Regions from separate parts of the Homo sapiens genome. Here region 2 is linked to region 1. A link is a contact called in ENCODE Hi-C or POLR2A ChIA-PET data. All regions are on one chromosome and are shown on one strand. The core of a region is the stretch at or near the end of the contact, and the rest is flanking DNA. Distances in the headings are between cores, read along the strand shown.

The links. Hi-C counts contacts between places; a loop is a spot of excess contacts on that map. ChIA-PET counts read pairs that join two places held with the same protein, here RNA polymerase II (POLR2A). Pooled maps may share reads with other maps.
Region 2: a pooled map shows a loop between it and region 1 (7-fold over the local background). The contact joins two enhancer-like sites. A Hi-C loop is called at or near these places in 2 of 50 pooled maps. POLR2A ChIA-PET finds 5 or more read pairs at or near these places in 2 of 52 experiments (H1 and activated T-cell).

What each region holds. Positions count from the first base shown.
Region 1 is chr16:21,552,735-21,556,548 of GRCh38, forward strand. No RefSeq gene overlaps it. Among named protein-coding and RNA genes, the nearest start is that of METTL9, 45 kb to the right of the region's middle. RefSeq lists an enhancer at 1,549-2,359. Within about 2 kb of position 1,842, at least 5 of the 41 ENCODE cell types and tissues checked have a DNase peak (open chromatin) inside an H3K27ac peak, as active enhancers do.
Region 2 is chr16:23,669,274-23,673,108 of GRCh38, forward strand. It overlaps DCTN5 (dynactin subunit 5), which reads left to right. Exons shown (of 6, transcript NM_032486.4): 6 at 1-3,835. Among named protein-coding and RNA genes, the nearest start is that of PLK1, 7.7 kb to the right of the region's middle. RefSeq lists an enhancer at 1,141-1,370. Within about 2 kb of position 1,323, at least 3 of the 41 ENCODE cell types and tissues checked have a DNase peak (open chromatin) inside an H3K27ac peak, as active enhancers do.

The DNA.
Region 1 (3,814 bases), core at 592-3,091:
TGGCCTCCAAAACACAATGTAAGGAACTTACAGAACCACAAAATGCAAGCACGGTGAGCTCTGTGCTCGCTTCGCCTCGGCCTGTGTCCGTGGTAGAAAGGGGGTTTGCAGCCTACCAGCCCCAGCGGCATCAAAGTGCATTGATGGGTGGCTGAGGGTGGAGCCTGCCAGGGGGTCTGCCTCTCGCTCTTGGGATGGGCTCACTCATGATAAGTTTACTGTGTGGAAATTCATGCATGTCTGTATCATCTCTTCTAGAATAGAAATGCCTAGAAGGCAGGGATGATGGATGCTTCATGGACAAGTTAGACTGGACCCAGCCTGGTAGATGTCATTTGTAAGACTGAGTTAAGTCCCATCCAGTTGCACTCTTAGGACAGAGGCTGTTTCTGGGCTGGGCATGGTGGCTCACGCCTGTAATCCCAGCACTTTGGGAGGCCAAGGTGGGAGGATCACCCAAGGTCAGGAATTCAAGACCAGCCTGACCAACATGGTCAAATCCCACCTCTACTAAAAATACAAAAAATTAGCCACGTGTGGTGGCAGGTGCCTGTAATCCCAGCTACTTGGGAGGCTGAGGCAGGAGAATTGCTTGAACCTGGTAGGCGGAGGTTAAAGTGAGCCAAGATCGCGCCACTGCACTCCAGCCTGGGCAACAAGAGCGAAACTCAGTCTCAAAAAAAACCAAAAACAAACAAACAAAAATGGCTGTTTCCGTCTGGACCATCACTGTATCAACACGACTTAGTGCAGGAAGGGGTCATTGAAGGCACACAACGAACCCTCACGGGATGAATGAATACAGGAATGAATGGGATTAGTCAGTTCATTGATTTATTCATCGAATCACTCGGTCGGTAAGCAGCTCTGTGTGTTACAGTGGAATCGAGCCTTTCCCACGGCAGTTTGGGAACCGCCTGGGATTTCTAGGAAAGTCCACAGAACACAGAAATAGTTAAAGACCTGGATTTGCAACTCAGCTCTGCTTCTAACTTGCTGTGTGACCCTGGGCAAGTAGCTTAGCCTCTCTGAGCCTAAGCCTCTCTACCTGTTAAACGAGAAGAGCGGGAAGGATAAATGGAGACAAGGCAGGAGGCATTTTGTAAAGTGTTGTCTGATGATGGCAGTGGTGGTGATTGTGCATCGCACACCATTCAGGGGCTCCGCAGCTTCATCTGTGTAAAGAGAGTTACTACACGTTTCTCCTGGTCCCAGCTCAAGCACTCTAGGGTTCTACGTAGGCACATAAATAGGGTTCCAAAGAGCGACGCCAACTGCATAAGGCATAAGTCCACTGACAGCCGATGCCTGCCAGACCCCCACCCACAAAACCTAGTAGAAAAGTCACCCTCCAGAATGTGGCCAACCAACAAGGGCCAGGAACAGGAGCTGCTGGGACCAGAAGGGACTTGTGAGCCCTGAGCCTCTGCAGGGTAAGGTGCTGTGCTAACTCTGGGGCTAGAAGACTTTCCCAAGGGTTTCCAGCAGGGCTGGAGCCCACAGGCATCTCTTCACCTTTCCCGACCCCGAGCTGTCCCAGAATTCTTCTTCTTCTTTTTTTTTTTTTTTTTTTTTGAGACGGAGTTTCACTCTGTCGCCCAGGCTGGAATGCAGTGGCGTGATCTCAGCTCACTGCAACCTCCGCCTCCCGGGTTCAAGAGATTCTCCTGCCTCAGCCTCCCAAGTAGCTGGTACTACAGGTGGGCACCACCACACCCGGCTATTTTTTTTTTTTTTTGTATTTTTAGTAAAGACGGGGTTTCACCATGTTGGCCAGGATGATCTCGATCTCCTGACCTCATGATCCGCCCCCCTTGGCTTCCCAAAGTGCTGGGATTACAGGCGTGAGCCACCGTACCCAGCCTGTCACAGAATTCTTTACTGCGGCAGCCTCTGATGGGCTGGATCCTCCGCCTCTCTACTCATTGGAGTAAGAGACAAGTCAGCCCTTTCCAATCTGCCTCCTGAGGGGAACCATGGGGCCCTCGGGACATGCGGCCCCTCCTCAGGCTGGCTCGGGGCATCTGCACCCCTGTACCTGAGCAAGGGACTTGCTTGAAACGGCGGCCACCCTGGGCTGGGGACCAAGCACGCTCAGGGGAAAACCCAAAAAGGCTACTGTGTCTCACTGGCTCTATGATACGCAAATGAGGAGGGAAGCGAAACGTTCGTTCTTCTAAGAGGGTAACTGCAAAGGAAGTCTGGGCCGCTGCGTTTTCGGGAACAGCAGGTGCGGTGGCCGATGGATAACTCGGGCTGGGCTGGAGCGGCCCCTGGTGGCAGTTCGGTGAAGAGGCACCCGGAACCTGGCAACGTGGCCCGCGCGGGGCGCACGCATATCAGGAAGACACAGAGGCCTTTTTACTGAAAATGCCAGCGGGTGCGGATTCCACAGGCTCCTCTTCAGCATCAGTCTAGTGTGGGATTCATACACCTTGAGCCTCTTTCAAGGTGAAACAGAGAATCTCACTGAAAACTTTAAATCCCACTGTAAATTCCAAAATTAGACCTGCGCCGCGAAGACCGCCCACCAGCAAAATGCCAAGCGTATTTCTTTAAAAACTGGAAAGCCGTGTTTCGCTGCTCTTCCTGTAGACAATACAGCATGGGGGCAGGAGTGGGGTCTGGAGTCGGACGCACGTTCAGAGGCTGGGGTCACTTCTCCCAAACCGTGTGCAGTCGGACGCACGTTCAGAAGCTGGGGCCGCCACTCCCAAACTGTGTGCTCTAGGTCCAGCTTTTGCACCCCTCCTAGCCTCAGTTTCCCCATCTGTAAAGTGGGGATGATCCTTGAACCCCCACCATAGGACTGCTGTTACGATTAAGTCACATGGGAAATACGAAGTCCTTAGCACAACGCTTGACATAAAGGAAGCACTCTAAAACAAACAAACAAACAAACAAAAAACAACGAACTGGAAGCCACTGAAGCCTTCATGGGGTGAAACAGCTGATTAAGGGGCAAAGGCTCTCGCTGGCCAGGTTCTGGCGTGTCCCGGGCACCACGCATCCTGTCCATGAGCTCACGTCGTTGTCGTGATGGAGAAGGCTTGGTGCATACCAGAGTGCGGCGGAGGAGCTGGCCTTCACTGGGCACCTGCTACCTGCTGGGCATTGCGAGGTAACTTTATGTTCCTCCCAGGATGAACTCCTCACAATGGCCCTACAGAGCAGGTCCTGTGAGTCCAACTTTGAGATGAGGAAATTGAGACGCAGAGAGGTTCGGTCACCTGCCCCATTTTAGCCGGCAACCTCACCCAGGTCTGACGGTCCAGGCCCTCAGCTTTTGTAGTAGGGTTCAGGCCAAACTCTGCTACTTGCCTTGCCAGTAAAGTTAGGGACCCAATTTAAGGCTGCAGACCTGGATAAAATAATCTCAAAGTGACTTCTTTTTTTTTTAGGTGGAGTCTCACTCTGTCACCCAGGCTGGAGTGCGGTAGGGTGCTCTCGGCTCACTGCAACCTCTGCCTCCCAGGTTCCAGTGATTCTCCTGCCTCAGCCTCCTGAGTTGCTGGGACTACAGACAAGTGTTACCACACCCCACTAAATTTTGTTTTTGTTTTTGTTTCTTTGAGATGGAGCCTTGCTCTGTCACCTGGGCTGGAGTGCAATGGCCAGATCTTGGCTCACTGCAACCTCCACCTCCTGAGCTCAAGCGATTCTCTCACCTCTGCTTCCCGAGTAGCTGGGATTATAAGCACCCACCAGCATGCCCAGCTAATTTTTGTATTTTTAGTAGAGGCAGGGTTTCACCATGTTGGCCAGGCTGGCCTTGAACTCTTGACCTCAGGGGATCTGCTGCTTCAGCCTCCCA
Region 2 (3,835 bases), core at 73-2,572, 2.1 Mb after region 1:
GAAAAGGATGGGCTAGATTGGGCTTCAGGCTGCATCCCAGGACTCCAAACAGGGATCTGTCTCTTTGGCTCTCAGCTCTGCTTTCATTTGAGTTGGCTTTATTCTTGGGCTTCACAGTGTGGCCCCACAGCACCAGTTATTGATAAAAAGAGCTCCCCTTTGCTGACAGAACTGCTGGATTTGGTTCTCATTGGTCCAGACGAGGAAGGTATCCAGCCTCAAGTCATCATTGTGGCCAGGAAGATGGAATACACCAAATGGACAGGCCTGGCATGTACCCACAGAGACTGAGAGTTGGTGCTGGTGGTTGTGGTGGCAGATGATATTACCTGAAGAAGGGACGAATGGGTGCTGGGCAGGACAAAGCATCAGCTGTCCAGTTCAGGCCTCTCCTCTTTCCCTGGTGTCTTCATTTTCCTCCGTCTCCCTGCTGTCCCTTACCCTCTGCCCAATCTCTCATTACTCCTGGTCTTGGGAGTTGCCTTCTGAGGATACTCCACTGGGGGTACCTGAGCCTGGATTAGAGGGCAGGGGGAGGATATTGCCTAGCCAAAGTGGGTGTTCAATAAAGAACCATTTGGAGATGGTCTTCTGTCTGGAACTGCTTCCTTTTTGTTTTATTATTTTTCCCCAGATGAGCTGACTGGGCCATGGAACTGCATCCTTATGGTTCCCATAGCACCTTACCGAGGCGCCCTTATCAATAGAGTTTTAGTTATGTACCTGTGTTCTTGTCTGAACCCCTACTAACTGTGAGCTCCTGAGGAGTCAGGCCTGAGTCTGTGGGTCATCTAGCACATCCTTAATAGAATGATTGCCTGGATGTGACCACCCTCACCCCCAACCCTCACACACCCTGCCAGCATGCCTCAGACCTTACCCCAGCTCAAGATAAGTCTCAGATTGCAGGATACCTGCTGCAGGGAACAAAGGTGAATGATTGTCTTGTGAGCCTCCTGTTGACTGATTCTGTTTTACATGGCTGCACAGAGCCCTTGTGGTTATTTGGGGTTGGGGTGGTGGCTTCTGTATTAGTCACTTCTGCATGAACCATTTCACTCAGGATCTGAGGCCACAGTTCCTTTCTTAGTCACTGATACATCTGGCAGACTTGAAATTAATCAGACAAACATTGTTCATAGTTAACATATCCTTGGAAGTTTCTCAGCTATAAGGAAGAGGTCTTGGTGGCTAGGGAGGCCTTTCTCTGTATCCTGTTCTATCCAGTGAGAGCCTAGAGGGTGCTGCCCAGCCATATTCTGGCTAGCCTCAGCGGTTCTCCTGAAAAAAAATTGGCATCTGACAACCTGGATGGTGACTATAGGTAGTCAAATCCAGCTGGCTGGTCTCCTGGGGGTTAGCTTCCATGGAGCTGCAAGTCCCCTGAAATGATACTGGCAGTGTTGGGACAGCGTGTCCGAAGGCCTGGTTTTTTCAGAACTGGTCTCAGCAAAATGTCTCGCCAACTTCTACAGTTCCCATAAGTACATGATAACTGAAACACTTCTAGAGCCCCCCAGCAATGGGCTTGTGCTTTTAGTAGAATATGTGCTTGCTTCCATTTAGGGGTAAGAAGGTGGGCCCCTCACCATATGCTGCACAGAGAAGAGAGACACCATCACTCATTTATTCATTTAACAAGTGCTTTCCAAGCCACTACTAGGTGCCAAGCACTTCCTAGGTCCTGGGGATACAGTGGAGACTAAGATGGAGCCAGTTCTTTCTCATAGGGATCTCACAGCTTAGTGAGTGAGAAAGCCAAAGAGTCAAAATACAGAGAGGGTCTGAGGGGCCCATTTTGAGAGCCATCATAGTGGTGAGGAGTGTGAGTGCTAGAGTCAGGCTGATCAAATCCCAGCCTGCCATTGGCTAGCCTTGTGACTTTGAGCAAGTTATCTTACTTCGTGGAACCTCAGGTTTCTCATCCATAAAATGGGGAAGTTGGATAGGGTATTATGATGATTGAAATGCATTTATACATGTAAAGCATAAGTACTGGCTCAGGGTGAGCACTCAATAAACGGCAGTTTATTAGGCACTTTTATTAGGAAGTGATACACCTTGAGCAAAACCCCTTAGAGTATAAGGCATAGCATTCTTACATATTTTTAAAATTTAAAATAAAATTTAAAACATCTTGCCCTTTATAATCAGTCCGCCACAAACAAGAGATGGAGAAATCACCCTTCCTTGTTTTGTATCTATGGGGTGCAAACATTTAATCCTCCCAACTGTCAAAAAAGTGAGAGTTTCACAGCCTGTTTTACAGCAGAGGAAACTGATATTCAGAGAGGTTAAGTAAATTTGCCCAATGCCACACATCTAATAAATGGCTGAGCTGGAATCAAGGCCAGCTCTTACTTGGCTGCAAAATCCATGTTTTATGCAGCTCCTCCACTATCTTGGCCTCCAAGGCAGCTGGCTTTGAACACTACCCTTGCAGCCCAGTCAGCCAATCCCTTGCTCTCCTGAAGCTTTTGCTGGTGGGCCAGCCCCACCTGCTTTCCTTGTGCACTCTGACTTGGACCCTGAAGTGAGAAGAGTTGGCACAGGACATCTTACTTCCCTGAAAACAGTACCTGGACTTTTCTGTATCTTCACATCCATTGGGCATTGGGCAAATGGGTCATGCAGATGAAAACCATCCAAGATAAGAGACATGGGAGTGAAATTCACACCCACTCTGGCTTTCATACCATGGGTCTGAACATTAGCCCATGGTGTTTCTTGGCCATACTGACCTGTGCCATTTCAGCTGCATTCATCTCAGTTGGTGTTGTCTGCTGGCTGCTCTTTCTGATTTCCCACAGGAGCAGTAAGAACCTGAGGAAGAGTAGGGTCAGAGGAGTCTGGGAGAATGAGGAAATATGAGAGCCCCAGGAACTGAAAAGGCCTGTGAGAGACTCTGAGCTTCCTGGGAACAGGTATAGGTTCTTTTTATTTCAATAATAACAGAAACAACTGTCAAAACCATGTGCCTGTACTATTTGGAGTGCTGTCCTTGCAGAATCTCATTATAAGAACCTTAGGAAATAGGCACATCATCTCCTGGATAGAATCCTAGGAAATGGGCACTATAATGGGCACTTTATCCCATTTTATAAACATGGAAATTGAGGCACAGAGAGATTAAGTACTTTCCCAAGGTCATACAGCTAGTGATGGAGGAGCTAGCATTTGAACCCGGAGTTTTTAGTCTATTGAGTTTAACCGACAGATCATACTGTGTTTTGGTAGGGAGGGAGGGAGGAAGCAAGCAAGTGAACAAATGAGTCTGGGATTTAGGACTTGCCAGACAAACAAGGCCCAAGAGGCAAGTGTGCAGGTGGGTGTAGTTGGGAGTCAGCAGAGTTGGGTTGGAATTCAAGCTTTGCCACCTGCTGGCTATAAACCTTGGTTGGGTAAGTAACCCAAGGTAAATGAGATCATCTCTGTAAAACTCTTAGCCTTGTGCCTGGCACATAGTAAATGCTTAATAAGGGTTCACTGTTAGTATTACTGTTACTGATAACATACAAATAGATTGTATTAATGGACCATAATTGCAACTGTATAAAACAAATTCCATGTTTGGCCAGGCGCAGTGGCTCAAGCCTGTAATCCCATCACTTCGGGAGGCCGAGGTGGGCAGATCACGAGGTCAGGAGATCAAGACCATCCTGGCTAACACAGTGAAACCCCATCTCTACTAAAAATACAAAAAAATTAGCCAGGCATGGTGGCGGGTGCCTGTATTCCCAGCTACTTGGGAGGCTGAGGCAGGAGAATGGCGCGAACCCAGGGGGCGGAGCTTGCAGTGAGCTGTAATTGTGCCACTGCACTCCAGCCTGGGCGA